Linked DNA regions of Mus musculus: region 1 is linked to region 2. A link is a loop called in an ENCODE intact Hi-C map of the cell type or tissue named here. Cell type or tissue: left cerebral cortex. All regions are shown on one strand. Links, peaks and the distances in the headings refer to the core of each region. The heading gives the core; the rest is flanking DNA. Region 1 overlaps Sim2 (single-minded family bHLH transcription factor 2). Region 2 overlaps Hlcs (holocarboxylase synthetase (biotin- [propriony-Coenzyme A-carboxylase (ATP-hydrolysing)] ligase)).

The links. Peaks named below come from ENCODE experiments on the same cell type or tissue, not always from the same donor. Only the 100,000 strongest peaks of a DNase experiment are listed, where the experiment ranks them.
Region 1: a loop joins it to region 2, with 2.3 times the contacts of the local background. A loop is called at or near these places in 4 of 42 quality-filtered maps.

The regions. Positions count from the first base shown.
Region 1 is chr16:94,118,116-94,133,638 of GRCm38, reverse strand. Sim2 (single-minded family bHLH transcription factor 2) reads right to left here. Exons shown (of 11, transcript NM_011377.2): 8 at 12,344-12,491; 9 at 10,868-11,036; 10 at 10,063-10,474; 11 at 6,607-8,141. The coding sequence ends at 7,747. Hlcs (holocarboxylase synthetase (biotin- [propriony-Coenzyme A-carboxylase (ATP-hydrolysing)] ligase)) reads left to right here. Exons shown (of 11, transcript NM_001360045.1): 10 at 425-638; 11 at 1,674-4,333. The coding sequence ends at 1,845. Among named protein-coding and RNA genes, the nearest start is that of Sim2, 41 kb to the right of the region's middle. In left cerebral cortex, for the core only: a CTCF peak has its summit at 7,870; DNase peaks (open chromatin) are centred at 8,200, 8,409, 10,191 and 11,678; H3K4me3 peaks cover 867 bases.
Region 2 is chr16:94,244,014-94,259,536 of GRCm38, reverse strand. The region is part of intron 5 of Hlcs (holocarboxylase synthetase (biotin- [propriony-Coenzyme A-carboxylase (ATP-hydrolysing)] ligase)); the gene reads left to right. Among named protein-coding and RNA genes, the nearest start is that of Hlcs, 39 kb to the left of the region's middle. In left cerebral cortex, for the core only: no CTCF peak of the experiment used is centred there; DNase peaks (open chromatin) are centred at 5,423, 8,387 and 8,695; H3K27ac peaks cover 468 bases.

The DNA of each region.
Region 1 (15,523 bases), core at 3,783-11,782, 130 kb after region 2:
CTTGTGTTATAGTCTTAAAGTTTTGGGAGGTTGGGGAGTCCAGAAGGACAGGTTTCAGGGTTAGCATCAGTGTTCTGGCTTCTGAAAAGACATAGTCCACGTTGATGGTAATTGATAGCATTATCTTCCCTCAGACTTTGAATGGATGAATGCTGGGAGAATCTGTACCTTTCTCTAGAACAGCAGTTCCCAACCTGTTAGTCGAGACCTCTCTGTGGGCCACATATCAGGTACCCCGCGTATCAGATATTTGCACTATGATTCATAACAGTAGCAGAATTACAGTTGTGAAGTAGCAACAAAATAACTCTATGGTTGGAAGTCACCACAGCATGAGAAACTGGATTAAAGGCTCATGGCATTAGGGGGGTTGAGAATCCTTGATAATGTCAAGGTGCTTATTTTTAATTTGTTTTTTCCCCAGGCTGTGGATTCAATGTGACGAACAGTAATCCTACCATTTGTATCAACGACCTCATCGAAGAACACAATAAGCAGCACGGGGCGGGCCTGAAGCCCCTGCGAGCGGACTGTCTCATAGCCAGAGCCGTGACCGTGCTGGAGAAACTGATCGACAGGTTTCAGGACCAAGGGCCCGACGGCGTTCTTCCCCTCTATTATAAATACTGGGTGCACGGGTCAGTGCCCCCTCTCCTCGTTCTTTTAAAATTACTTAAAGTTAGCACTTGAGTTTCTTAACATTCCGGTCTGATAGTTTATTTCTTAACTCTGATGGAAAAGCCCAGCGAGGACAAAGCCTAAGTCGGCCTAGCGGGAGTAAGAGGGACCAGGATCCTGGGAGGGTGAGCTGGGAAGACTGTGACACTAGGACGAGCTGAAATCACTTTAGTGTGACCTATGAGGAGGCAGACACGGCTGAGAGGTAGATCCTTCTTCATCTCAAAGTGGGATCCCCATGGGACAATGGCAGCCCCACCCGCACCCAGCATCTAATAAATCTACACTCAGGGGGCTGAGGCTAGCCCTACCTGCTGACACTCGTTCCCAGCATCCTCTGCAGCTGAGGTGTGAGAGCCACAGTGTGTAAGATGAGCCTCTACCCTTTCAACATGAACTTACAAGAAGGTGGGACAGCTTCATGGCGTTAGTGCTCCTCTTCCCATTTTTACACAGGTTCCAAGGATTGGACCCTTGGACCCAGGTCACCAGGCGGAGCAGGCGCCTCACCTACTGAGCCACCTTGCCTGTCCCTTTGTAGTAAACTCTTTCCTTTCTCCATTTTAGCTAGCACAGATTGATTGGAAAAGTGATGAATTTGGGTTATGACATCTCACATGTTTGCAACGTAATTTGGCCATATTCATTGGCCCCCAGTGCCCCCTCTCATCTCCCCTGCCTTCTTGGTGTTCCTCTCCACTTTCCTGTCTCTTAGCACATCCAGTTAAGAGTACTCTGGGTGAGAGGAGGCACAAATCACCAGCAGTGGGGTCAGAATTACTGTCATCCAGTACTCAGAAGCCCCAGCCTGGCCCTGTGGCTGCCCAAGTAAGTATTAGGGCATTTCACAGGGACAAAGAAGGTCCGAGGTCACCATTGTAAGCCTTAGCCTGTCGCCAGGACCCTAGTCCCCTTGTAATGGGAAGTCACCGAGCAAGATGTCCCAGCCTTCCGTTGCCTCCCGTGACCCCGGTGTTGGTGTGCTTCATTTTCAGTGGTCAGCAAGTCCGCCTGGGCAGCACGGAGGGGCCACAGGCATCTATTGTGGGCCTTGATGACTCCGGGTTCCTGCAGGTCCACCAAGAGGATGGTGGGGTTGTGACGGTGCATCCAGATGGCAACTCCTTCGACATGCTGAGAAACCTCATCGTGCCCAAGCGACAGTAACACCTTCCTGTGTCCCCAGACAGCTTGGATCTACTGCAACAGGGAAGCTGCTCCTGGGATCTCCTGGGAGCACTGAGCAGGCGCACTCCGCTTGCATAACTGTTGTCTCTGCCTGCCTAGGGCCTGGGAAGCTAATGCAGAGTTAGAGGCCAGTTGTTAATTCTTCAGGTTGTGGGTTCCCTGCCCCCACCCCCTCCCCACCCCGGGATTTGGGACACATATATGTGGTTTTACTGGGTGTTTGAAGGTGCATCTGGTGAGGATTGACTCACAGGCGAAGAAGGGTCAGTTTAGCCTAGGAGTTTAGTTTGCCTTGTGAGGTATAGAAGTGCTCTTCCCCATGTGGGCTTGGATTTGTGTGTACTGGGAGGGAAATGAGAAGCAAGGGGTTAGGAATAGCGCTGAGATAGTACAAATATATCCCAAGGAGTGAAGGCCTTTAGCCCTCTGCTGTTGAAACAGTGAATGCCCACAGCTCAGGGGCATGCTCACTGCTGTCCCAGAACACACAAGTGTTGACCTGCACGTAGGGTTGTTGCTGGTTTCCTTTGTCAAGTTGGGCTTCTTGTAGTAGCCTGGAACACAGGACTGAAGGATGGCCACAGAAATGCTGCTAACCAGCGTTATCTCCTTTCCAGGATCAGATGTGTCAGGTTTTAGATGTTTAAGCCATGATGGCAGCTTCCTTAGAGACAAAGGCTTGCCCAGGCTGATGGAGACGTGGGCTCACCCTCTTGCCCACACAAGGGAGGATTCTTGGAGCTTTTAAGCTGATCAGTTGCAGGCTCTGTTAGAATGCCACATCCCCATAAGCTTGTGTCCCCAAGCAGGGCCGAGTGCAGCACTGTATTGTAAGTCATGACTTTCTGCCCCCAATTTCATAATGTCAGGAAGGAGAGAGAGAGAGACTGACACAAAAATGCCATCAGTTTGGAGAGACGTATGTGCGTGCAGAGCATGCCTGATTTTGCGTGTGTGTGTGTGTGTGTGTGTGTGTGTGTGTGTGTCTTTAAAAGAAGATGTTCAAAACTTGATGTGCTAAAACGTCTCCGTGGAAGAACAAAGGAGAGGAAGCCTTTCTGGGCTTGCGTTTCCAGATGTGCTCCGTGCTTTCCCGTGTACCTCCCGTCTCTGTGGAGCTTGTGAATCATACCCATCGCTGCCCAGCCTGAAAGAACTAGTTCCTGTCTGCCCTCCTGCTTCCTGCCACTTCCACTGAAGTGGGCGGACGGAACAGATCGCTTCGCTTAGAGCAAGATCCTCGTCATAAACGAGTACCATCTTTATCCAGCTTCTGTAGTCAGGGCCAACTCCAGAAACCAGAGGTCTTCGGCATAGAATCCACTCACCCTCAGCCTAGCAGAGTCAGCCCCATTTGAAGCAAAAAATAAAATAAATAAATAACAGGGTGAACTATACCAACCTGACGTGTGTTTGAGGGGCTGTGACACTAAAGGAACTTGAAAGTAACTTTTCTTGCAAATAAGACTTTGACTAATGTTTTTCTCAAAAAAAGAAAAAGATACATATATAAAATTTAGTTCCGCTATTTTTTTAAATTCATGCGAGTTTAAATAAAACTGTACGCCACCCCAAATTATAAAGTGACAGGCCCAAGAGAGAGAGAGAGAGAGAGAGAGAGAGAGAGAGAGAGAGAGAGCGAGAGCATCTGTAAAATATCATCAAGAATGAAGATCTCCAAGCTGGCTGTTGCAAAGGTTCATTTCTCAGACTTTGTAATATAAGGCTGTTCATCTCTCAGAACCGCCATCATTACATTTGAAATTTCTATGGGGGATTATTTAATGAAAAACATGCTATGTTTTATTTTAAGCTGAAGGCCTATTCTGGATAGTTCTACTTTGGGGAAAAAAATGTTATCATTTAATTTCCTTTCTGTAAGTTAAAACTAATGAAGTGTGGTCATGTCAGAGCAGACAGAGATGTTCTGGGCATGCTGATTGGCCCTGGGGTAGTTACACTGTTTGGGGGTATTCTTGCGTATGCAGACAGGACACTCCTTGTCTCGAGAGACAGCACAGCCTGAAGCACTGAAGCTGCATTCCCCACTGGCCTGACTTGGCCTCACATGAACCAAAGACTTCAGATTTCACATCGTAGAGAGCATTTCTGCCGATGGGGCGTGTGAAGGCTGCCACTGTACCCGCCACATGCGAGGGTATTCACACTCTCAGTGTCCCAGGACCTCCAAGAACTTTACAAGTCTCCTAACCTCGATGCCTCCTAATCTGGAGACGTGGCCACCTAACCCCGACTCTGTATTTGCCGTAAGCAGGTTACTCCTAGTGTTAACCTGCTTGCATATCTACCCCTGGGTGTTGGAAGGCACAGGTAAGCAAGCACTGGGTCTCACACAACTCAGCTGAAGCAGTGAGCGGCTTTGCTACCCTGACATGCCAGCAACGGGGCAACCTCATTCCTGGTTCATCTCTATGCATCTTTGAAATAAACAAAAATGTAAACCTTTGCTACTTTTTTTATTTTTTAGCTTTTCAAAGAATCATCTCTGAAAAAGTATTACTATAAACCCATGCCTATAAAGTAATTCTACCAAAATAAACTTAGGATTTTCACTGTGGCTGCAGTCCATTCTTGCTTTACCCTGGGCTCATTGAGAATGGCCAGTAGCTTCTGATTACACTGTTTTTATTTGATATTTAAACATGCTTTTATAACAAAGATCACGTGTAAGAATTCAGGAACCTGGTACTTTGTGAATTTTTATGTATTTTTGGTGAAAGGAGATCTTACTAGTGGGGGAAAAAAAGTCCATAAAGGCTCTAAGTACAACCAAATCTTTTAACCAAGATGAGCGCTCGGAGACTCTGTTCTTTACGGGTGTTTCCGTTGTGAGAACTGATCGACTTTCATTAAAGATACTTTTCGTCCTGAGGGTTTTAATGGTATCTTGCCTGGGTTTGGGATCAGCCTGAGTCATGTGCTGCAGGTAACCCATAGGCTGCCAGAACTGCTTTACTGGAAGCCCTGGGCTTCTGAAAGGGTGAGGGAGTGGGGGCAGGGTGGGGAACCAGGCCCTTCCACCCCTTCCTGGCTCTGCAGAGGTATGAGTGGAATGGCTTGTCTAGAAAGGGGCTTCCAAGAACATAAAGGAATTCCTTTCCCTAGGAGGCCCTGTTCAGGGTCCAAGGCTTGAATTGGCTTAGGCGTCAAGTCCATTTGATCTGGCATTTGTGTCAACATGCTCCATCTTTGATAGGGCCCACAGTAATGATGTTGTTGTTGTTGTTGTTGTTTTGTGAAAGAAAGCACATCATTATTAAAGCTTCACAAAGTTGAGAAAAGATACCAGGGCAAAACCTTGGGGATGAGCATAACAGTAATTAGGTTGCCATGGTAACTGCTTGGCAACCTTGTCTGAGTCCATAACCTCTGGAAGCCAGTTTAGCTCTCCGAGGAATCATCCTTCCTATTGTCAACTATGAAAACTGGTGGTTTATCCAAATAAAGAAATGTTTACTAATAGACATTTTAATTTTTAGAAACACACAGACTCCCTTATATTTGTTTATGCTATCATTTGTAAATCTATAACAGGGTCATTCTCCCCATCCCCTACCCCATACACACACGCTAAAAACCTTTCCCATTAACCTCCTTCAGGGTTTGTGCCTTGTGGATACAGGTTGGCACAAGAGCAGATAAGTGGAACTTCATTGAAAAATGTTGGTGCTAATGCCCACAGATCAAACATAGACCTTCCAAGAACCATGAGACTCGTGAGCATAAAAGCTTGGCTTGTCATGTGCAGACGCTGAGAGCATCGAGTGCTGAGAGCCACTATCCCATGACCCAGTACCTTCCACATACACTGTTGGTCCTAACCTTGCCAACACTATAGGGAATAAACAGGGTCCTCACTAAGTGACACAGAAAGCAGGCTGAAGTTTACACTTTGAGAGTTCTCCGGGCCATTGATTCTAGACGGATTAGTTGTGGGTGTTATGATCTTGACCATCACACGGCTTCTGAAGGACCACACAGGCCAAACAGTCCCATGTGAGGTTTATTGGGAGAGAGAGGGGCAAGGTGGCGGCAGAAAGAGAAGGGGGGAAGAGAGATCAAGGGGGCCTTTCTTTATAGCTGGATAATAATGTAATCACAGATAAAGGTGGAAGGTGAGCCACGTGGATTCTGGGAATATGGTGGCTGTTGACTTGGCAACAGGTGTGTAGGTCCCACCTATGATGTCACAGGTTTCAGAGGCCCTGATACCAACAGTGGGTTTTTTGTTTTCATTTTGTTTTGTTTTAATGTGGAACCTTTCTATATAGGTGGGAAGAGTTTCCTAAAGTAAAGGGGGGGGGTGGGGCTTGTTGTGGGTTGGCTGGCTTTTCCATACAGGCTTTCACAGTGTAGCCCTGGCTGTCCTGCAACTCACAGAGATCCTCCTGCCTCTGCCCCCCACGTGCTGAGATTAAAGGCATACTCCACCACTGCCAGGCCCATGTAATCTACATGTTTTAAAGTAAATGGATACAATATTTCCTGTGTAGAGAAATTGAAAGGTGACAACCAAAGCAGATATTTATTGGTCAGGGCAGATGTCTAGGTCAAAGCAATGAGAAAATTTTTGAATAGTGATTTTCTCTTTTTCTTTCCATACTCATGTTCAAACCAGCATCTCCTGCCTGCCAGGCAAGCAGAGGACCACTGAGTCACACCCCCAGCCCTAGTGACCCCAAAAGAAAAAAATGCATACAGCCATAAATAAACCATAAATGTGAAACAAAAGTAATGGAAATTTATTTTTAAACACTGCTGGTAAGTTTATAAAAAGGATCTCCATTCACCTGTTACACACAACATGTTCGTATGAAGCTCTTGCTACGTAGAAAACGCTTAAATGTATACACCGCTTTCAATACATCCCTTAAGCATGTTTTTCTTCCACAAGGTGCAGTCCGTTCTGGTTTCCGTATTGCACATGCAGTTTAACTAGCTTTAAGAGTTCCTAATCGCAAGCAAACACAAGCGTAGGACTAGCAAATCTGTGCGGGCTGGAGGGATGCTGCCAGGGAGGTGCTTGACAGGGCCATTCTCTAACATGCCTGGCTATATATATCGTTTTTGCATTTAATGCCTACTTCATATTTTGAAGGTGCAACTTGTGTCAACCAGAGTTCCTAAGGGCTCGGTTATGAGCGAGCTTGTTAGTGTGCTTCGGAAGCACACCCGTGTGCATGCACACAATAGGCTTGCACGTCTGCCTCCTTAGCCTCTCCTTGTTGGCTTTTGTATTTTTAAAAGGATTAAATTTAAAAATGAGATGCATGAGTTCAAAGACAGCAGAAACTGTTGTCTGCACGTGGGACTTACAAGGATAACATTCTGCGTTTACAAGTGTCCAAAAGGACTCTGAAGGGACTTTCCACCCTGTCTGTACCCCTCGGGAACAGAGGACCACAGAGGGGGGCTCGGGGGGGGGGGGAGTGAGGGTCTTAAAGTGGCATCTGTCTGCCAAGCTGTATGCAATGTCTTGAATTCCCATTATTGGACCTCGGCTTGATTGGCTTCATGGTGAGGAAACCAAGATCCCTGGAGACGGTAGTTTGAGGTCACAGATTGACACCTGGATGCTCAGCCCCATGAAAACCGGCCCTTGGACAGGAATGGGCAGTCCCTTCTCCCCATTTCCCAACTGCGTCCCAACCCTCTACACCAGCATCTACGGTAAAAATCTAAAAGTCGGCTGCGGAGTTCTATTAAAATAGTTGTCTCTGTATAAATTAATTTATATCGTGCATATACAGTTCGCCCCTCCATCTGCTGGACCTTGGGGGTGAAAGAGGAACCAGAGAAGGCCTGGCCTATGGCTTCTCCCTGAGGGCCGCCCTGCCGAGCGGGACTGGCCCTGGCGGGTCACCTGCCGTTGGTGATGATGACCGAGGCGCCCAGGTAATGCGGTCGGGGCGCGCCGGGCGCAGAGGCGGCGACGGGGCCTGGGTGTCGGGGCCTCAGCGAGCCGGCCGCCTCGGGGGCTCCGGGCGCAGCGCTCCCCAGAGGCCCGCGGCGCGCCAGCACGCGGTGGTAGTTGAGCAGCACGAAGGGCAACTGCGCCGGCGCCTGCGGCTCGGGGGCGGGCGGCGCGCAGCACTCGGGGGGCGCTCGGGCCAGCGCCAGCCGGGCTGCGTCCCGGGACGCCTGGCGAGGCGCCTTGGCAGGGCCCAGCGCCGGCTCCTCGCGGTAGTGGCCGCAGCTCGGGAAGCTTGGGGGCGCGGGGTCCTCGCAGAACCTGCGCGCGGCTGCGGAGGGCGCTGCGGGGACAAGAGACAAAAGAGAGGATTGTAGGGGAGGAAGCCGCCCACTCAGAAACGTGTCCATCCTCTGCTCTGCACTGAGCCACACGCACCCTCAACCCTGCCCAGCCACAGACGCCGGTGGCCTTGCACAGAGACGCTCGTGCCAGGTTCACAGAAAGCCACAGGGTCCTCCTCGGTCCTGCATTGAGCTACACGCGCCCTCACTCTTGCAGTGCGACGAGGTCCTGCTCCATCACGCACAGAGTCATGGGATCCTCCATCACACACTACCACACGCGCCCTCCATCGTTAGTCCTCCTCCGTTGGTCCGTGCCACCCCTTGTGCATTCCAGGCCAGCGCACATTGTTGGAAACATGCTGGGAGCTTTAGAGGAACAGGTGGGATTCATTCTGAGTAACACGCTTAACGCAACAGATCCAAATACTCCAGTGTGTCATCAATATTAAAAGATGCTTTAAGCCGCGCGGAGCTAGTGGACAGCCGCAGAATCGAAGCCAAGCAACTCTTCTTTACAGCACCAAGTCTACCCATTTTACTAATCTCTCAATACGGTGGGGGTGGGGTTGGGTGGCAACCACCCTGTGCTGTTTAGTAGGCCCATAATTAAAAGTATTAACTGTGCCCATTCAAGTAACTCCCCCGAGCTTTCCCATGAAGCCGTTGTTTTCATTTAATACCAAAGACTAGTAAGTTGCTCACAAATTGCCTCAAATTAGCACCTTCAGTCCTTCCCTGAGGCCCGTCTTATCAAATGTGACAAGCAGGCGGCTGCCAACCATTTTTGCTTTAAAATAGTAATAAAAGCCGGATTCTGTGTGTTATATCATTGGCCAGTCCTCAGATACAGAGAAATAAGTCTGGCTCACACGGATGTTTGCAGGGTCTTTCCCCTTTTCTTTCTTGACTGTGAAGGACCCTTGCACAGATGAGATGGGGATCCAACCATCTCAAGGGTGGGATCATAGCTGTGGGGCCAGGCTGGCGCCAAGGCAGGGCGGGCCCCAGTGACTGGTGGGTCTCCTCTAAATTGTCTGCTTTTGAAAACAATGTTCTCCTTGTGTCCACAAAGGCCCGATTTCTCCCATAATTGTCCCTCTGCTCAGATTTGCCCACAAACTGTAGACTGATCACAATATGGAGTCATAGCCTCAGAGTTTGCACAGAAAGCAAAGCCAGAGAGGCAAAGCGAGGGAAAGAGAGGAGAGAAGGAGAGATGATTGTGTTACATGGGAGTGTGGGGGCATGTACTGAGACATGATTGTATGCGGGGGCACACACTTCAGGGAGCTACTTTATAAAGGCTAGTGACACTTTTTCCTAAGCCATAGCATCCAAGTGTGACATTTACTCCCATATTAGCAGTTCCTGCAGAACTAGCAGGCACCTAGAGTATGTCAAGTAGGCTCCCTACATCGGCTGTGGTCCCATTTCACAGAGAGAAAAGCAGAGGCTTGAGGGTGCTAATTGTTCTCTGTTCATGGCTTCTGTCCCCAAGGCCGGGCATTTCTTCATTTGTTTTCTGTAGTTTGAGAACCGGTCTGGGAAGAGAACTAACATCTGCCATTCACTCTGAGGAACGGCGAAAAGGCACCTCAAGGATGCCGCTGGAGCGTGGTCAAACATGGGAGCTGGTTTGGAAAATCACTTTTGCCTCCCTGTGAGGTCACGAATAAAGCCAGAACTTATATGGGGACTGGGCACTCAGCTTCTCTCTGCTGTTTATGCCATCTCCGGTGTTCTTGTTATATGTAACTCACGCCCATGAAACCATGATGGGCAGTAGGAAGCACAGAAATCCCAGCTTAGAAGCAGAAGAGGCCAGTTTGCCCAAAGCATGAGGATTCTTTTTCCATCCACCACCCACTGCTACTGAGGCTGAACCCCTGCCCTTCCCCTCCTGTAAATGGGACCTACCTTCATAGTTTGGCACAAGACCATGCCGGGCAGCATTCACAGGAGAAGGCTCAGAAAGGTTTTTAGCTGGCGATGAGCTGCTGGGCACTAGAGAGTTGGCACAGTGCCACTGGCATTCGCTGCTGGCTGGCAGTGTGCTCAGGAAGAAGCGTGCCACCTCACACGGGGATCCTTGGGGCTGCCCGAACTTGGCGGGCAATCCTGGCTTCTTGCTGCTGAAGACGTGAGAGTCCAATGGGAAGTGTCCATAATGGTAGGAGAAGGGGAGGCTGTAGGGCGGCCCATATAAAAGGTCGCTGGCTTCTGAATGGAGCTGCTGTTCCGGGGGAGCCACAGCATTTGTGGGGGGACTAGTTCTCCAGTTTCCCACCTGGCTGCACTCCAGTTTGTCCATTTGGAAGGAGCTGTATTGCTGCACGGTAAGGGAAGACAGAGGAGAGTCCAAGGGTAAGCTACCTCCTAGTCACACCAGAGGTTGAGGGGCCCAGCCCTTCGTGCTGGGGCTGGCCTGACCCTAGTGTTACTGCAAAGTCCCTGAGTGGAAAGAATTTATTCTCCAAGATGACCACATACCAGATGGTTGTGGACCCTTGCCACTTCCCACTTCCCAGAGCTTATTAATGACACTTTGAGAGGAGAAGTTTCATTTTGATATTACCATAAGCCAAATGAGGTAGCATATGCTTATCCTCCGAGCTGTTTGTGGGACCTTTTCTCTCTCTGCAAGGACATCCCTTGTTCATAGTTCATGCCCAGGTGTCCTGAGTCCCCAGAGAGATGCTATCTTGCCCTGTGTTCGTGTTACCTGTGGGGGATATGGGTTGGTTCTCAGCTTTGTCTTCATCTTTGTGTTTTTGGGTTTAGCTGATTTCCTAGTTTCTTGTGAGGTAGACAAGGTGGTTCTCCAGGACTCCTGGGACTTAGAGGTGGATACCTGGTCCAGAGACAGCTGAAGTTCCTTGTATTCAACATCCCTGAAAGGCAAGAGTGGGCAAGTCACGCCCATGCATGACTTCCTCATTCGTGGAGGAAGAGCTGCATCCCCGAGCAAGCTTCTCCTCCAGTCCCAGAGCATCTCTTATGGAAGGACACATGGTCCTGACAGAGGCCACCAGCAGCTCCAGTGTGGTGACTGTGAGTTCTGAGCAAGGTTAGTACTGTTTGGCAAGAATGGGGGGATTGTAATATGCTTTCTCCAAACCCATTCAGTCCACATACACAACCCAAGGCCGCTCTTGACCACGGCAAGGGGTGGACATGCTAACAAGGCATAGGTGGCAACCCCCATGACCCTCACGACCCCTACTGGTTTGTGCACCTGAGGCTTCTCTGTTGGGGGACCCAGAAGCCTGGTGGGATGGACCTGTGGGGAGCCAGCTCCTAGCCTTGCCTACTTTCACATGGACTCCTGTCGAGCCTGCAGACTCAACTTGGCAACGTCACACTCCCAAAGGGAGAGCTACTGCTAGATGCTGCCAGGCCTGGCTAGTGTAATGAAGGAACAGAGGCATTTTCCCCCGTGTGGTTTTGCCAGATCATTCCTCCTAAAACGCACAGTAGCCTGGCGATCGCTCTGTGAAAGAACTTGGGGTCTGAATCCTCAGTGCTCAGGATGCAAAGGAGGGCCCTTCATTGGCAGAAGCAGGGCTGAGAGGCAAGTGTATCAACCACTGCTCACGCTGAGCCGTGTTCCAGGAAGGTTTGCCTGTGACTTCTAGTGGACTTACACATAACTGCATCTGAGTCTTTTGGTGGCCTATTCCTGAAATCCCAGTACTTGGGAGGCTGATGGGGGGAGTCGTGAGATAGAAGCTAGCGTCAACTAATGATATGACTCTGTCCCAAAACAATTTTTTTTCAGTAAAATCTGGGGTCTTTCAGGCACCAAATATTCGACCACACTGGTAACAGAATATGTGAGAAGACAGAAAAATGGGAGAGAGCGCCTGTTCCTGAGGGCAGAAGCACAGATATGTATGTGACTGACACAGGACATATACCCACCCTCTTTGCACTCTGTCCCTTCCCGGGCCCCTCTCTCGGGCTCAGTCTCAGGATCTAATAAGCTATAATCCTGTGAGGCTCCCCCATCATCCTTGCTGCCACTCCCTGGCACACGTTAGTGGTTGGGAGCTCCCAATCTACCAGATTATAAACAGATTGTAAAACAAAAAGGGAGGTAAACCGTCCAGAGAATGAGGAATGGGAGGGGACACTTCTTGGAGCATTGTGACAGGGACGGAGGAGAGAGCAAGGAGAGAAACAAATGTGGCTGACTTACGTGAGAACATAATTGACACTCACGATGCAGTGAGGCCGGGAGGAGCGGCTGTTGTGCACCACGGTGGCGTAGCTCTGCACCCAGACCCAGCCGCCCAGCTTGGACAGCAGCCGGTAGTATTTGGTGGTGACCTGGCCCTTCACCAGCACTGTAAGCACAAGGTGACATGAATCCTGGAGCTCTGAAGGTCCTGTCCTACCCCTTGACACACACAGAGCCTTCCAGGGCAAAGGAAGGACTCTTAACAGTGGGTGGGCTTTCACCATACAAACTTGCACATGTGTGAGTGTACACCACACACACACACACACACACACACACACACACACACACACACACACACGAAGGAATGTCACCTACAACTTTGCACAGTCCCTGGAGTGGTCCCTCCCCTCTTGTTAAGAGCCCTGAATTAACAGTCACTACTTTCACAGGAGGAAAAAGCCCCCAGACAGCACCGGTACCTACAGAGTGGAAAGACCTGATTAACTTTTTAGTATCCAAGTGCCCCCAATTATGTTTTAATCCCCCCAACCTTTATGGGCAGAGGGACTTAGTTGTTTAAACAGAGCTCTAATTTTAGTGCATCTGACCAAGTGTCAGATTGGCATGACATTTGCCATCTGCCGGGCTGTGTGTGTTCACAGAGAACCCAAGCTCTGTCCTCAAGTGCTGTTTATATTTTCTTCCCAATTACCCGTTTTTCTCTCTGGCTGTTAATTTCCTGTGTTGCTCGTGTAAGAAAGCCTTCCACTTGGTGACACAGCTCCTGAAAATTGGGCCCATGAGCCCACCTTCTATGCATGGGTGCACATTCTGGGCAGCAGAGCAGTCCCCCAAAGCCACTAGGTGCCCATAAACTGTCACTACTCCCCTTGCAGACCTCAGGTAGGCAGATGAAGGGAAGCCTGGGAGAAAGGAAAATGCCAGGAGCTGCGGGTGGCCAGTGGAGAGCGGAGAGCTAAGCAAAAGCATGGCAGCTATTACACACACACACACACACACACACACACACACACACACACAGAGACACATACACAAACACACACACACAGAGACACAGAGACACAGAGACATACTCACACACACAGACACACACAGAGACACACACAGAGACACACACAGAGAGACACACAGAGACACATACACACAGACACACACACAGAGAGACACACAGAGTCACATACACACACACATACAGACACACACACAGACACACAGAGACACATACACAGACACACACACACAGACATACAGAGACACACACACTCACACACACACATACACTCACACACACACATACACTCACACACACAGAGACACAGACACAAACACACAGAGACACACCTACACACACACACACGTACACTCACACACACACACACACAGAGACACATACACACACACACAAGCTCATGCTCTAGAACTTTCCTGCTCTTTTCCTGGGGCCCTACCAGAAACCACCTGAGCAGAGACCAGAGAAGGCCAAAGGAGCTGAGGCTGTGATGGAACTAGCGTGTGTCACATACACACACACACACACGTGCACACATGAACACTTAAATACACAGAAAGACTTCATGATGGTTACTCAGAGCACTCAGACCTAAAAGCTGTGCTCCAGAAGAACATGTACAAACCTCCAAAGAGTAACCATAAAAGCAAGCACTAAGCAAGCACTCCCTCGACTCCTTGACTCAAAGGCAGGTGCCCTCCAGCAGACACTCAGAAAGAAATGAAGGGACTGTGTGGGGCCGTTTATGTGAGATGCTCACAGTAGGCAAATCCATAGGGCCAGAGCCCATGGGTGGCCACCGGCTCCAAAAGAGGAAGGGCAGGAATAAAGGAGACAGAGCAGCCACTTCTGGAAAGACTGGCAGTGTTGGGCAGTCACATAAAGGTTTCAGCTGCAATTGTAAACGCTCTAAAACCCACAGAAAATGGTTCAAAGGGTGGCAGGGAATGCCAGCCAGCTGATTGGTGGTGGGGGCCTGGCCTGGGCCTGGTGGCGGGTGACTCAGAACTCTAGAAAGCAGTCTGACTGGTGGCTCCCTGGACTTCACTTGAGGGACAGGGTATGCAGGAATTACGCACGATGTAAACAGACCAGTGTGCAGGGAAGATTCGCTGCAATTCTGTTTAAAGACCAAAAGCTTCTTTGGAGAGCCTGCATGTTGGGGGGGGGGGGAGGTTGAGACTGAGGAGCTCTGTGCAGACACCGAAATGCTTGACTGCGATTGGTGACTGGACACCGAGGAAAGAGGAGAGGCGGCAGAAATAAGTGTAACCCTAACTTAAGAAAATGGGCCTGTGGGCACACGCCCGCTCAAACTTCGATCTTCTACTATCTTTCCTCATTCATATGTCCCTGACATACAGTTGAGGAACCCCGGCCGACAGATGGGGCTCCACACACAAGCACTCTTATCTGACCGTCTTCTCATCTTCCAAAGTTCTAGCAAAGAGAGAGTTTCTAATTAGAGCGAACAATCGGGTATTTTGTTTTAACATGGGGAAGTGTTTTGTCTGGGAGGTTGGGAAGCAGAAATGCAGCTTACTCAAGGCTCCAGGACTTTAGGAATATCTGTGGAGATGCATGCAGTAATCTTGACATGTAACAGCCATCCCTCTGACCCTACTGTGTAATAGCCATCCCTGTGACCCTACTGTGTGACAGCCATCCCTCTAACCCTACTGTGTGACAACTATCCTTCTAGGCCTACTGTGTGACAGCCATCCCTCTAACCCTACGGTGTGACAACCATCCCTCTAGCCCTACTGTGTGACAGCCATCCCTCTGACTCTACTGTGTGACAGCCATCCCTCTGACCCTGCTATGTGACACCCATTTTTACCACTCCTTTCTGCTCAGGATTAATTCTGGCTTCTCAGTACATTTGCTTGGCCAGGGTGGGATCTCCTCTGCGAACACGGACAAAGCCGTAGAGTAAGGTATTTACAGTGCTTCCTTGACCCCGTGCTTCCCCCATCTCCATGACATCATAGGAAGTGATATCTTCATGAAATGGAGTTTTCCTACCAAGTTACACAAAGGCCTGCACCTACAGCCGAAGTAGGATCAGGGTGTGAAGAACATCCCTGCTACAGGCTGAACTGTGCCATCCAAACAGAGAGCTGAAACTCTCACCCCTAGCACCACAGAACAAGACTTTTTGGAAA
Region 2 (15,523 bases), core at 4,172-12,171:
TTACTGACTTCTGTTTCACGTTGAGAATTCAGGGCACTGAGCACACATGTGACCGTGGTGTGTCTTTGTTGATGTTATTTCTCAACGCTCTGATCAGAGGTCAGGGTTTTTTCCTTTTCTAGTACTGATCAAGTGTTGTGTTTTCTTGGAGCAAAAGTTCTCCAAACTATTTGAAAATAGAAACAGTAAGAGGTGGGTTTTTTTGGGCGGAGGGCGGGGGGCAGACAGAAGATTCGCCCTGCCCTTGTCCCGATGCTGAGGCTGCCACTTCAAGTTCCTGTGCAGCTCAGTTTATAAACCCAAGAGGCAATTTGATTTTCCTTCCTGCATCTGTGCACAGTAGGTCTCACTGACCTCTCTTCCTGCATCTGTGCACAGTAGGTCTCACTGACCTCTCTTCATACATCTGTGCACAGTAGGTCTCACTGACCTCTCTTCCTGCATCTGTGCACAGTAGGTCTCATTGACCTCTCTTGGATGAAAGGTACAGGAGGAGGATCCTGGCCTTTCCCATCCATTGGACCTGCCGCATGCCTTAGGAGTTTGTGCAGACTTCCTGCTTCCTGTAAAGCTCTCTGCTCATGGAAACCCACGCTCTCACCACATGATGTCGCTGCTGAGCTAGGCAACTTGAGTTACAAACCCCCTCTAACTGTAACTGTTCAGAAATTTAATTTATTCTCCATATATCAGTGTCACATAGTGTAATTTGGACATTTTCTACTATATTGGTGGCACTTTCTTTTGGGTCTGTAGAAGTCATTTCAATGCCACAGTTCATAAAATCCATCCATTCATTCAACATTTATTCAATATTAAGTCCCGTTCTAGTACAAGACGTGAAAGAACAAAATAAATAGAGAAATTATCTAAATACCTCCACTGAGGAGCAGCTGTGTTTACTCAGCGTTGAGCCCTGACGCTGCTCTTGACGGCAAGAAGCTCGCAAGATTTATGACATCCCCTCCACCCCATGTTTCTGTGTCACCCACCGTGATACAAAGAGAAACTGGGGACCCTTGGTGTCCGCTATTTGCTGAGAATTCCCTTCCTACCTGAACACCAAGACCTGCATTGGACCACCTTAGTAAAGCCCCACCATGGTGACTGGTGAGACCACTGGGAAGGCAGGGCAAAGCAGGGCTCTGCTGAGGGGCGGCTCCCTTGCCACGCTGCCTTCCTTCCGACATGGGTCTTTACATCTGATCCATCCTCCCAGGGACAGGTGGAAGGTCAGGCCTGCAGCTGAGGCCAGTATATTGAAAACCAACAACACCGCATGCTGTGTACCTGGGTCCACTAAAAGAAGACTGGAAGAGCCACGGTGTGTAGACATATGCACATGTATACGCACACACAATACACATACGTATACACACATGCACACACAAGCACATGCACACACATGTACACACAAAAACATATACACGTGTATACACATACGTATACACACATGCACACACAAGCACATGCACACACATGTACACACAAAAACATACACGTGTATACACATACACATATGCACGTGTACATGTATACACATACACATACATATACATATACATACATGCACAAACAAACATATACATACACAAACACATATACACACACAAACACACTTATATACAAACATACACACATGTACAAATGCATATATATGTGTGTGTGTATATATATATACATATACATATACATATACATATACATATATATATATATATATACATACATACATACATACACATTCTGGTGGTAAGCTTAATGTAATTTAATAACACTTCAAAGTTTTCTTTATATTTTTCAAAATTGTCTATGATAGATGTATGTTACTTTCATATTGAGCCAAGCTAGTTATTAATAAGTAAAAAAACAAGCTAGTGTGTCATCAACTTTGGAAGCCTCTCACATGTACTTAAAACCTGATTGTTTGGACTCTGACACTTGGTTGAAATTTGACATCTGACTTAATTATTGGGAGCAGTCATCCTCAATCTGGGTAGCAAATATCCTCCATATCAGATATTTATATTTTGATTCATGACAGTAGCAAAACTTCAGTTATAAAGCGGCATTGAGATAATTTTATGGTTGGGGGTCACCAGAGCATGAGGAACTATACTAAAGGGTCGCAGCATTGGGAGGGTTGGGAACCGCTGGTTTAGGGGGTGTAGCGTTGCCAGTGGGCTGTTTGACTCCTGTGAGTGGCATGTCACAGTCATGGCTGCCCGGCTTACTAGTGAGCTCCAGGGTTGGTGTGTGGGTGCCTCACTGGTGCTCACCCGTGTGAGCAGAAGGCGTTGCTGGACTAGTCACGACTGGAGCCCTGTTCCTGCTGGGGTGACCCAGAACCCTCCGCACTACTTCTCCATGAATAAACCCATACAGGGGCCAGCGAAGGTCAGGCTGACGGGCCGAACGCTTGATGTAAGATACATTATGGGCTAGCATTACATGGTGGCCTTCCTGTCAGCCCTCCATCCAGTAGAAGTGTTGGCAGGAATGCAGCATCACTGTGGGGTATGCCGTGGGAGACACACATTTTGTAAGGAAAAAACAGAGAAGGAACCCATTTCTGTGATGTTGTGTAGGAAAACTTAAACATTTATTTTATGTAAAAAGATAATAATTTTATAAATAAAAGCAGACTTCTTTTTTCAGTGAAAACTGTCTTGTTCCCCTGCCTTCTAATCTCTGTCCGAGGGAGGGCAACAAGGAGGAGGACACACTGGAGTCTCTGGCGGCTCCTGTGGAACGGCTAGGCCAGCTGGGATTTAGAGCCACCCCCACCTTCCATCTCATACCATCCCTGTCCGTGTGACATGTTGATGTTTCCCGGGTGGCCAGAGGATGCAGAAGAGCATGGACGCCTCACCTCTAGCCAGGGGGGCTGCCATTGCTCTGAGGAACCCCCACCTCTAGCAAGGGAAGCTGCCATTGCTTTGAGGAACCCCCACCTCTAGCCAGGGGGGCTGCCACTTCTCTGAGGAACCCCCCACCTCTAGCAAGGGGAACTGCCATTGCTGTGAGGAACCCAGGCTGTTTGCAGATTTCCCCCGGCCTGGCTTCCCACTCAGTTAGGGAGCACACACACATTTTTTTGTTTGTTTGTTTTGTTTTGTTTTTGTTTTTGTTTTGCTTTCTTAGGTGTGCACGAGGCTGGGCGCAGTGATGTGTAGGTGACCTGGGAGACTCCCGCTGGACTCCTGCTTGGCAGGAGCTCTTTGAGGGCGTCCAGTTACTTGCCCTTGGGATCAAGATGTAACCATAACAAGAAGCGACAACTGAGTTTGTTGATAAAGCAGCTGGGTAGAGTCATGATTGTGGTGGTGGTGCTGGTGGTGTGTGTGTGTGTGTGTGTGTGTGTGTGTGATGTCGGTGCTGTGGGAGTCGTGGCATGAATCAGTACATGCTTAAAGACAGAAAAGGGTTACAATATTCCATTTTGATTCAACCCAAGATCATAAACAAAGAAACTCTATTCCCTTCCTCAGACCCCAGCTCCTGTTGGTGATTGGCTGTTGTTGGTGAGAATCGTTTTTTATATTTGTAGATGTATCAGAAAGCCCTTAGTGTGGCCTTTCTGCCCAGGGAATCCCTTCCTGAAAATTCATTTTCAATTGCTCACATTGAAGGTGTTTAGTGTGGTGTTTTAACACATAGCTGTCACGAACTGCAAGCTTCTCTTCTGGTCTTGTTGCTTTATGACAGAATGTAGACTAAGTCATTCCATGCGGGACCTCCCTTCTGTCTGCACTGGCCACTTCATTCAGCAAATATTTGGGAGCTAATGAGGGTGGGCCAGGTGCTGGGGCAGTTTGGGAGACACAGTCATTTCTTATCTTGATGACATGCTTTTTGGCTAACCGCGTCTTCTTAATGTGCTTCATGGTCTCATCTGGACTCCCCAATAGGCAGGATGAGGTGCCTGCCTGCCTGCCTGCCTGCCTGCCTGCCTGCCTGCCTGCCCGTCCATCCATCCGTCCATCCCTGGCATGGGGAACCTGAGCTTTCATTTACTTATTTACTTAGGTGGGAATCAAACCCAGGGCCTCACTATTGTATTACCGAGCTGTGTCCTCAGCCTGAAAGTTGGGTTCTTTCTTCTTAGTATTTAAAAACAAAACTGTGTTGCGGGGTGATATATGCAAGTATGGCTGCATTAACCTGGCAAGCGTGTGGGGCAGCCAGGGACTGACCGAGATCTGTCTGTCTGCAATCACTTCTCTATGCAATGGTAATGTTGTTGTTGTTGGGAGACAGGGTCTCTCCCTGAACATGGCTCTCCCCATGTTTCGGCTAGCCTAGCTGCCTAATAGCTCCAGGGACCCCCTGGCTGCATCCCCTGCATTAGAGCTACTGCCTCTCCACTGCACCCTGCCAGTGTTGTGCTCGCCGAGCTGTCTTCCCAGGTTGTGAACTAGCTGTTTGGAGCCTAAAGTGCCTAGTGTTGTTGCTTTTTAAATTTCAATATTCCATTTAAGAAAAAAAAAATCTCTACCTGACAGATTTTTTTTTTTTTTTTAAGCACAGTTTTGACATGGAGCCCTCCCCTCCCTCCTGTGGCCTTTAGGCCTAGTTCTGAATCTTAAATAAGGGACAAACTTCTAGCAATACTTTAAAATACAGTTAAAGAAATATTTCTTTGGAGATCCAAATCGGAGAGAAAGTCGGGGTCCCAGGTGCACTGGGTGGCTCCTGGTGTGCGTGCGTCTGCTGAGGTCTTGTGGCGGCTGCTTTACAGAACAGCCCAGAGCAGCTGGCAGATTAAAGCCAACATTTAAAAGCTTTTATAGCTGCGAATGTTTTCAAGGGCCTTTCATATACCTTTCTCTCTTTTCTTCTTTCTCTCCCCACCAATACTGGAATTTTTTTTTTTTTTTGTTCATTTTGACTGACTTCCTGTTATCAAGTACAATGCCCGTGTAAAGGCCACACAATCCCTTTTAACTCCGAAATGCAAAAAGCGGAATTCACGGGGTGTTGTCCTCAGTCTCCTTTTTACAGGCTGTTTTTGCGAGGAGCCTTTGAGCTACTGGGTGACCTGCCTTTGTGTGTGGATCTTGTTCTCACAAGCATGTTCCAAAGCTGCCTTCGGGGTCCACACTGGAGGGCAAACATCAGGCAGGAGAGAACTGCTCACGGGAGAAGGAGATGCCCACAAGACAAACGCGGCTCCTGTTGCTTCCCGGCCAGGCCTTGCTGAGTTTCAGCGCATGATTTTGGTTTTCTCTGAGCCGACTTTTTTTTTTTTTTTTTTTACGGTAGGATCTGGAGGGGTTGGTGGAGGTCCACGCAGCTCTGCAGCCGCTTGCTCACGGTTACGCCGTGGCTAGGAAGGGCGGCTCTGTTTCCATAGACTATTTATATCCAGCGTTTATGCAGTCACAGATTTGTGGATGGGAAGCAGGCTCATTTGGAATAAAAAAATCCTCCAAGAGCAAATGCTTTCTGTCTCCTACACTAGCTCCCTAATAGCTGCCATGTGTGAGCGGGTTTGCATTGTGCCGTTCGTTACCTCCTGGGAAGCCGACTGAAGCCGTTTCTACTAAATCTCGGAACGTTCTTACCAGCAGAATTTTCTCTCTCAGGTCCGACAGACACATCCCTAGGAGATAGCCCACACTGGTACTGGGTTAGGGGGCACCATCAAAAGGCCCTGTGATCAGGTGCAGAGGTGAGACCTGGATTCAAGGTGGCCGGTGGTAGGCACCCATGGTAACTGGCAAGGCCTGGCCCTGTGGCCAGGAATTCCTGTCAGTGCAGGAATGTGAGTATCTGGGACCTGATGGCCACTTGGAAAATGTATGCATTAGAGTGAATATCACGTGCTCTTTCTGTCCATGCTAGTAATTTGGATGTTGCTCTGATGGCAGAGCTGGCATCTTGGACAAACATGAAAATTCAAAACAATCAGGCCAGCCTTGACGCTGTACCTGGGTGGGGGGCAAGCCTCAGCAGAGAGGGTCAGGGTGCTGCAGTTGGTCTGGGTCCTTCTGGCACCTTTCTCTGGCTTCCTTAGGAAATCAGGGAACTCCACCAAGGTTAGTCTGCCTGTCTGTATGTCCACCAGGCACTTACTACAGACGGAGCATACATTCTGGGCAGACCTTCCATTGCTCAGTCCTACCACCGGGGGGTGGGGGTGGGGGCTGGGGGGTGGGTGGGTGTAAGATTGTGTGCACTGAGGGTTTGGGGGCTGTGTTTCTAGGCTCCTGCTGGGAGTACGTGAAGTTCCCTTCCTTCAGCATTTGGTAATGTAATCAGAGGAAGGCTGGTCAGAACTCCCATCTATAGCTGACACAGGTCAGGTATCATGTTGTTCACTATAAATGTATACAGATTTAATGTGTCAATGAAGAAGAGGGGTATACTGGAGTTAAAGACTACAGTGCCGGCTCCAACTGGTCATAAGGGAGAGTATCCCGCATAACACAATTTTAGAGTTTGTGCCTCATTTTTATCTCCCGAGGAACATGGCTTTTATAGGTGAAAATGGCACAGCCATTAGAAGATTTGCTTTAATTGCTGTTGGTAGTGTTTCACTTTCTCATGTTAGCCGTGCGCATGTGCATGTATCCATTTAAACGTGTGTCTCCTGTAGCTAAAACTGTACTGAAAATAAGATCCCCGAGGGACAGCCTGTCTCTGTGAAGCACTTCTTTGACCCCGAGGATAAGGAGATGCTGTTGGAATATCTGGAGACCTCTGACACCAAGGGAAGTCACACCTCTCCCTGTGACTCACAAAGGGTCACAGTGTAAGGGGTGCTGTGTGTGTGTGTTTGTGTGTGTGTGTGTGTGTGTGTGTGTGTGAGTCTCTTTTGTGTGCATTTGCCTGAGAGAGGGAACGGTGAAGGCGAGCTTTAGCACAGGACATTTAAATTCTAAATGTTTGTGAAGGTGCAAGTTATCACCTGTCTGTAAGGACAGGAGGAGGGCCACTCTGTGTGTCAGCGTTGCAAACTAAGGCTAAGGCTTATTTCAGCCTGAACTTTAAAAAATATTAAATAAGTTTACCCTCTACACACAAGTGAAAGTTTAGAAAATTAAAACTAGAAGCCATAATAATAAAAGAGTAAAATTCTCAGAGAAAGCTGAGAGGATGGCCTCACCTATTCCCTTCTCAGTTCCTTACAAATAAAAAAATTTAACTAATTAATAAAAATGTGGAAGTTGTACATATTTACAGGATTCCCTGCGGATGTGTATATCGTGTGTTTAATCAGCTTCCCCTTCCCATTTGTAATTTCTACAGATAAGCAAATATAACTTTTAAAAGATGTACCAGACAGTGGTTTCATATTCTAAAAATGGTGGTTAACTTTTGGAGGGCACAAGGGGCATAGTTAAATCTCCTTGCCTGAAAGTGTCAAGTTGGGTTAACGAGAGTATTCTTGTCGGCAACCTTGATGCATGGCTGGTGCTTGTCTCTTTTCCTGCAGCCTCTGAGTCTACAATATTTAAAAGTCCAAAGTCTATAACTCTGAAGATTCTTCTCTGGAACGTTTTCTTTCCATGGTGTCGGGCATAGGCCTAGCGCTGCGGGTTCTTCACTCTGAGTCTCTCATAGGAGATGCCTTCGTAAAAGACGGTCACCAAAACCCCAGAGTCGTCCCTCTCTGTCAGAAGACGAGAGACGAGATGCCCTCCACATCCTTTCCCCATGCCCTGAGGTGTTTATGATGCAATTGGCAAAGCAGTTAGACTAAAAGTCCCAAGTGTGCACACGTGTGTGAATGAATTTACGTCTGTGTTGCTGGGGCTCCAACTCAGCTTTATGTGTGCCTGCAGAGGAAAACTCTCAGGCTTAAAAACACCCCTCACCCCCTCCCTCTGCCCTCCAAAGCCAAACCAATTCCCTGGGATGCATCCTGTCCTCAAACCATAATTATTGCCACTTTCAGCTTTATACTGGAACAGATCCTGACTGGAGACCCATCAGCGCTTAATTTAAACACAATTAAAGAATATTTTCCTTTTTCTTTTAAATGTCAAGCATTGTCTCAAATTAATTTATCTTTACTTTAAGAATTATCATTACGGTCTAAACTAGTCCCAGATTTTCAAACAAAATTACATTTTCAAAGACTGTGCTTTCTGTTGTCCCCGTTACTTGATATTAGGTTTTCTTACTGCCTGTTTGCCTGTTCCACGGTGCAGTGAATTTAGTCCTAGGGAGGTGATCTCTGATGCAAATTCATGTTTGCCATAAAAAATTGTCCGTGTGAGTGTGTATGTGCATGCATGCTTGTCTGTCTGTCTTTCTGTCCATCTGTCTCTGTGTCTATGCCGGGCACCTGCTCTACCTCTGAGTAATGTTTCCAGGCCTTTTTCAGTACCATCTGCTGGTTCTCATTCTGCATCTGGTTCTGACAACTGGGCTGTGGACGCGCCGAGAAAATGTGGCATATCCCTTCCGCTTTTCCAGCGCTGGGTAGAGAGTCACGGCTCTGCTCAGACATCTCTCAGAGAGTGTCCAGCGGGCACTGGGCACCAGCATGGAACATGTCTATCCATACTTGACGGGGCTCATATATTTGTTTTGATAACTCAAAACTTTCCTATAGCAAAAACCAAGAAAACATTCTTTTCTCTGAGCCACTGCTGAACTGTGCACGTTAGCAAAAGTAGAGCCCTCACAGTGCTCTACTTGTCACGCTTCTCCGAGTCCACCTACAGCCAGTCAGAGTCCATCTGTCCACACCCACGCCTTCCATGCAATGATTCCAAACCAAATCCCAGCTATTGTTTTGGCTCTCCTTGTGAGTATTTCAGTATACGCTTCTAAAGAGATAACACCCCTGTTTGAAAATGTTGCTAAGAGGTCACTCTGTCATCCCTGACAGAGGGCTGTTTTCCAGTGTTCTCCCCTCTAGCTCCTGTTTAGACACACTGAAGAGCAGGCTGTCTTGCTTGCTTAGGCACCGTGCATAAACTGCTGAGGCGGCTGAGAGACAGACGAGAGAGGGAGCAAATGGGAAGCCATTATAACCCGGGGTTGGTGGAGACAGGGAGAGGTGCTGTCTCTTCCAAGGCCCTTCTGGAGGCAGCAGTAAATAGCTGTGGCCTCACAGAACAACAGGCGAGCTGAGCTGAGCTGCATAGGTTTATCCCCACTCTGGCCCTTTCAGAACGAACTCGAGTGTGAGCTTCTCGCCTCTGCTTTCCCCGTGAGGAGACCCCGTTTCCTTAGCAAGTATTGGGTTGTACTCTGCTTTCAGTTTCAGGTTGATGTTCAGCCTTTGACCCAGCCACTTTGTTACAATAAACAGTTTGTTGATGAGAGCAGCTGCTGGCCAGCCGATTGTTTCCAGATTGTTCTCTGCCGAGCGGAGCGGCACTGTTGGAAGAAGAGAAGCGACTACTTCTGCTCCTTTATACTCCCTGCCTTGCATTCCGTTGGCCTCCGATTCTTCTGTTTATATCTCACAATGTGACTCTGAAGACCTCACGGTGCTGAGTGCTTGTTTGCTCTGCGCGAGCAGCGCCTTCTACAAGTTTCTGCCCTGAGATGCAGTCTTTATGTTGTAGGAAAGACTACCTAAGTTTAGAATGCAGAAGTCGGTAGACTGTAGTTCTATGTAGAGAGGCGGAAAAGTAAAATCCTTTGTGCGCGTCTGACTTTATAGACCCTCAGGGTTGGAAGATGTCTCAGGGGTAAAGTGCTTGCTTTGTCATTGGAAGTCTGGAGACCCCGAACCCGTATAAAAAGCCAGATATTACTGGGGTGCAGAGTCCTGGAGGGCTCTGGCCAGTCTAATAACTTTAACTCAATGGTTCTCAACCTGTGGGTCGCAACCCCTTTCAAAGACCATTGGAAAACACAGCTATTTACATTATGATTCATAACAGTAGCAAGATCACAGTTATGAGGTAGCAACGAAAGTAATTCTCATTCAAGACAACATGAGGAACCGTATTAAAGGGCCGCATTCCTTAGGAAGGCTGAGAACCACTAACTTAACTCCAGGTTCACTGAGGAGACCCTGTCTCCAACACCAAGGTAAAGAATAATAGAAGACACCAGAAGCTGAGCTCTGGCCTCCACAGGCCCAGGCATAGGCAGCGTGCACTCACACAGATGTGTGCATATACCTCGAATATGCACAACTCAATTCCATTTACTCTTTGTACACGTGTGCACGCTTGCGCATGAGCACATGTGGTGCTTGCGCATGCGCACATGTTGCTTGCGATGCTGCGGTGGAGACCAGAGCCCCACGCGCCTCGGGTCCTTCTACTTTTGAAAGATAGGACTTTTACTGTTTTTATTTTTTAAACAAATGGGGTGGTCACTTACTCAAAGCCACACCTTCGTTTGGGTTTTTCCTGCTTCCCTGGTCACCCCCAGTTTTTACCTGGAATGGTCTGTCTGCCTGTAGCGGCCTTCCTTAAGAAGGGGAGGTCAAAGCTTTCCGGCATGAGAGCCAACACTTCTCACCAAAACCGGCCACCCGGGGCAGCTGTCAGAAGGGTGAGGCTGAGCTCACCTCCTCAGAGGCTGGTGACTTTTTCTACAACCCGTAAATTTTGTTAAGCTACCATTCCTGGTTTCAAAACTCAGGTCTCACCAGGCAGCCTGCAGTCGCCACTCATACTCAGGCTGCAGCCCAGCGATTACGTAGAATCTGGACAGGATTCAAGTCCCAAGATTAGGACTTGTGTGCTTTGCAATCCCTGCCAGTGAGCTCTTCCGAATACCCCGGTCCCTCACACCGAGAAGCTTCACAAACGCACCGGGGCCTGCGTGGCCTGCCTGTCTTTGGACTGCTCCGTGACGGTGGAATTCTGCAGTCGAGAAGCCTCTCAAATGCTTCTCACTCTGGCATGGCCTCAGCAGACAGCAAGGGAGTGAGGTGAGGGGCACCATCAGATTCAACTAAATGCAAAATGCCCGAATGTGTTCTAGCTGTGTTTTGATTTGGGGGATGGAAAAGGTTTGGTTTTGTTTTGTTTTGTTTTTCCAACTACGGTCTCATTTTGTCCATTGGGCTGGCTTTAACAGCCGCACTTTCCTGCCTCAGCCTTTCATGGGAACCACTACATTCAGCTGTTTGGATTTTTTTTTTTTTAAAAGAGGGCCACATCTTTGGCTAGTGACAGACGTGGCCTTAGAGATTCTTCTAGAAGAATGTTCAATCCACATTTTTTGTTCTGGAAAAGTAAAAGGACAAGGAGAACTTTTAGGCCACACTTAAACCTTCAGTCAAGGTCACTAGTATTGACAGTTTGCTGATAAAAAGGGCTGCAAGCGTGCTTGCATGCCTGTCTGTATGTGTGTGTGCATGTATATGCATGCATGCGTGAGCATGCTATGTGTGTGCGTGGATCGGTTCATGCATATGGGCATGAGGCTGTACACCAAGGGTCAACATGGAGGGCTTGCGTAGATCTTCCCATCTTTGTTTCTGAGACAGGATCTCACTGACTCGGGAGCGTATTGATTCAGCACAGGTTGGCCCGTGAGCTCAAGGATGCATCGGCTCTCCCTCCCTACTATGTTGCTGATATTATGACCTGGACTGACATATCAACTTTTTCAGGTCCTTGGGTATTAAACTCAGGTCCCCATCCCTTCATGGTAAGCATTTTACTGACAGAGCCATCTCCCGAGCTGAACCTTTTATTTTTAAAAGATGCTTGTGTTATTACTAATAAGGAAAACGGTTCTGAGCCCTCTTCGTTTCCTTCCAGGGTAGGCAGCATCTTTTAGGACTTACTTCTAGGGTTGTCAGAGAGTGACATTAGCTCCCAAGTGGCCCTGGGTATTTCAGGACAATCAGAGCTACATAGAGAAACCCTGTCCCCAAAATCAAACCAAATCCAGACAAGCAAACAAAAACCACAGACAACAACAACAACAACCTAATGAAAACAGAGACCTGGAGGTCTAGCACAAGCCGTGTTCACTTGACTTTATAGTTGGTTGGTGGCAGGTCAGTTCATCTGATCCCCCCATGTCCAGTGACAACTACCCCCTGGCTCCAGAGAATGCCAGGCCAGGCAGACAGAAGACAGGCACATGAAAAATGGTGGGACTGAGTATATCCTAGATGCAGAGGCGGTGTCTCAGCTGGTGGTGACCAGCAGAAGCCATCATGGGACAGAGCACCCAACAGAGGGGGTGTAAGTAAGCAAAGGGGTTCTGCTTTGGATTGTGGATTCCTCATGTCAGAGCAGCTCAGTGGCGGAGGGCAGTGTTTGCATGCTTGAGCTCCTGCCTAGCCTGGCTGGACCAGGAGCAGAGGTAGGTCCGACCTGGAAGACCGGCCCCTGGTTGAAGGCTCCCAGCTCCTGTAGCGCTTCCACCAGGGGACTAAATGTACAAATGTGAGCTTCTGGGGTACATGCCACCAGCAGACCATACCATGCAGCAGATATCTGTGGAGGAAGTGAAACATACGGGATGAACTGCTCTGTGAGAGTGGGCTGTCAGGCGGGCGACCCATCCAACCTCTGAAGAAGGTGGGGGCAGTCATCCACACTTGGGCTCCTCGATTCCCTGTGACCCAAGCACTGTTCACAAGTCCCCACTCCCCAACACTGCTGCATTATGGAATTTGAGCCATGACTAGGAACTTGTGGGATACACCCAGACCATAGCAGGAAGTACGAAGAGGCCAGGTGAGTCCACTTCCGGGAGAGCTGAGCAGGCTTTTCCAACTGGCACCCCAGGCATGGTTTCCTTGGCTTTGCCCCCTTCACATTCCCCAAACTGTCAGAAGTTGGTTTGTGTTGGACTCTGACAAATGGCGGGCGTTTCGCATAAGGCACGGCTAATGAAGGCCTTGGAGACTCCTGCGGATGCCGACCCAAACCCAGGAGTCCTGTGAGTGGAAGTCCACCCCTCTTGTTGTAAGGGCAGCGCCTGATTCCTGCCTAAAGCCTCCCTTTGTCTAGGAGCCCTCCCCTTCCCTGTGCTCCTAGAACTAGCCTGGTTGGCCCGGAGGAGGTGTGAGGCCCATAAAACCAGCCTCGTTAGAAATGACTTATTCATTTCTCCTGTTACTGTTTCCCCTCAAGCCCTTTGTGGTCTTCACTAGTTGGCAGGGTGGTGGGGGTCGGTGGGGGAAGGGTTGGGGGTGGTGGAGGGGTAGAAAGTAGTAAATCTAGGGCCTTTTACTACAACTGAGCCAGGCTATCACTTTACTGGACACATACTGAGTGCCTACTTCGCAGAGGCACTGGTGTGGATGGAGATGGGGAGGAGCACGCCCCTCAGATTCATCTCACAGGTGGTGTGTATAGTAGACTGTGGTGGTTTAAATGAGGTGTGTCCCCTGGTCTCACCCTTGGGGACTCAGGGTGTTTCTTCAGGGGTGTGGCTTTACTGCAGGGGTGTAGTCACCAGGGGGTGGTCTCGGAGTCGCTGCCTAACCTCACTCTCAGTTCCCTCTCTCTGTCTCGTGCCCACAGTTGAGGGCGTGAGCTCTCAGCTTCCTGTTCTGGCCACCGCTCCCACTGTTGTGCCTCCCAGCCAGGAGAAACTACCCGCTCAAATCCCACCACCTCTCAAATCCACCATTCCTTCCATAAGCCCGTCGGCTTTATCTCATTGTGTTTGGACACAACGGAAAGGTAGCTAAGAGTCGCAGAGTTCCTGTTCCAGTTTGGCCTAGGTTCTGGCAGAGAGGATCAGAGTGTGCAGAAAGGCAGATGGCAGCAGGGACAGAAGCCAGGCCTGGTCTGTGAGTACCCTCCCCAGTCAGCGCCCAGTCCTCCCTCACCCTCTGCACTGTCCGAGGGTCGGGGTCCTCCCGCGCCCACCTCTGGTGGGTTCCATTGTGAGGCTGTTCTGTGTTCCGTGTGCTCGTAGCCCCAATGAGAGGCTCTTCCCGTTTGCTCCTCCCGTCCTGTGGGCCCCGGGTGCCTCATTGCCCCTCACTCTGATTCTTTCAACTCTGCCCACACTTCCGTGAAGAGATCTTTATTGGACATTCTGAACGCACTATATCCTGCCCAAACCGGATCGCCGTGAGGCCAGGAGTAACTCTGCTACGCGATAAACTTTGTTCTGTGTGAGAGATGTCATCTGTCAGAATAGAAGCAGCAGGGAGATGGCGAATCCAAGCTTCAGATTGAAGTTCCTCGTACTGAGCTCCAAGCTGCACCCCTGTATTATCACTACCCCCAACTTGCACTTGCCAGAGTTTGCATCTGTCTGGGGCACTGTTAGCAGGCCATAATAGTCTGTGTTACTTGGACCTGAGTAAGGCGGGGGGCCATTGCTGGAGACCGTGGGGAGGAATAAGAGCAAGAATTCCGGGGCAGGTGGATTTGGTTTCATGGCATCAAGTTCCAGCTCTGCCACTTGTTGCCTGTGTGATTGTGAGGCAGGTTGGACAGGTGGGATGTTATGGTGGCGTGGGGAGGGAGAGGAGTACTCCCCTCCAGCCCCCCCCCCCCCCGGAGTCTAAAGCCCCTGGCGAGCTGAGAGCCAACATTTGCTGTGAAGAGTACCAACATAGCTGGGAGGCTGACAAGAGGGCTCAGTGGGTAAAGGGGCTTGCTGCCAAGCCTGACCAACTGTGATCCCAAAGACTCACCTAGCTGAAAGAGAATGGACTCACTCCTGTAAGCTTTTCTCTGGCCTACACACACACACACACACACACACACACACACACACACACACACAGGAGGTGACTCAGTGAGCAAGAGCGTTTGCTTTGGAAGCGTGGGGACCTGGTGGTTTGGGTCCCAAGTACTAGCAAAACCCGGGTGCAGGGGCTGTGGGTAGCTCTGTGACTAAGTGCGCTTACTACTTTTACAGAGGACCTGAGTTTGGTTCCCAGCATCTACAGGGTGGCTCACAACTGTTGAAACACTCAAACACACGAAAATAATAAAATCTTAAAACAAACACACAGACAAAACTTCTGCATGTGGCTTCACTGGCCTGTAACCCCAGCACTCTGTAGCAGAGATAAGGAGATCCTGGGGCCACCCCCAGTCAGACACAGTGAGGTCTGGGGTCAGGGAGACACCCTGCCTTGAGGGCATAAGGCCAAAGGTGCTGGAGGATACAGTAGGTCCCCTCCCCTTCCCCCATCACTTTCAAAGGCATGCACAAGAGTGTTAATTGGAAAGAGGTTTCAGGCCCCACTGTATATGGCCCCTAGCAAAGGCCCACTCCTCCCTCGGATGTTTTATAGGCAACTCACGAATAGGCTTTGCTTAAGGTGGAGAGTCTCTGACTTCTTACATCCCAGGTCTTCTAGCTTTACCTCGTGAACTGGAGTCCTGCCAGGTGCACACTGTGACTATTCTTGGACATGCCTCGCTTTCTCTCAGAACATCTTTCTAATAACTCCTTTTCTTATATGTTAAACAGGTCTCTCAGAGGTGGGGAGATGGCTCCATGCATAAAATTCCTGCTGTGCAAATTGAGGGCCTGGGCTCAAATCCCAGAGTCCATGTAATCTAGTGTTGTCTTCCTGTAGTGAGGTGAGAGGCAGACACCAGAGGGTGCTGGGAGTTTGCAGGGCCAGCCAGCCTGGTATGTGTCAAACAAGAGATCCTGT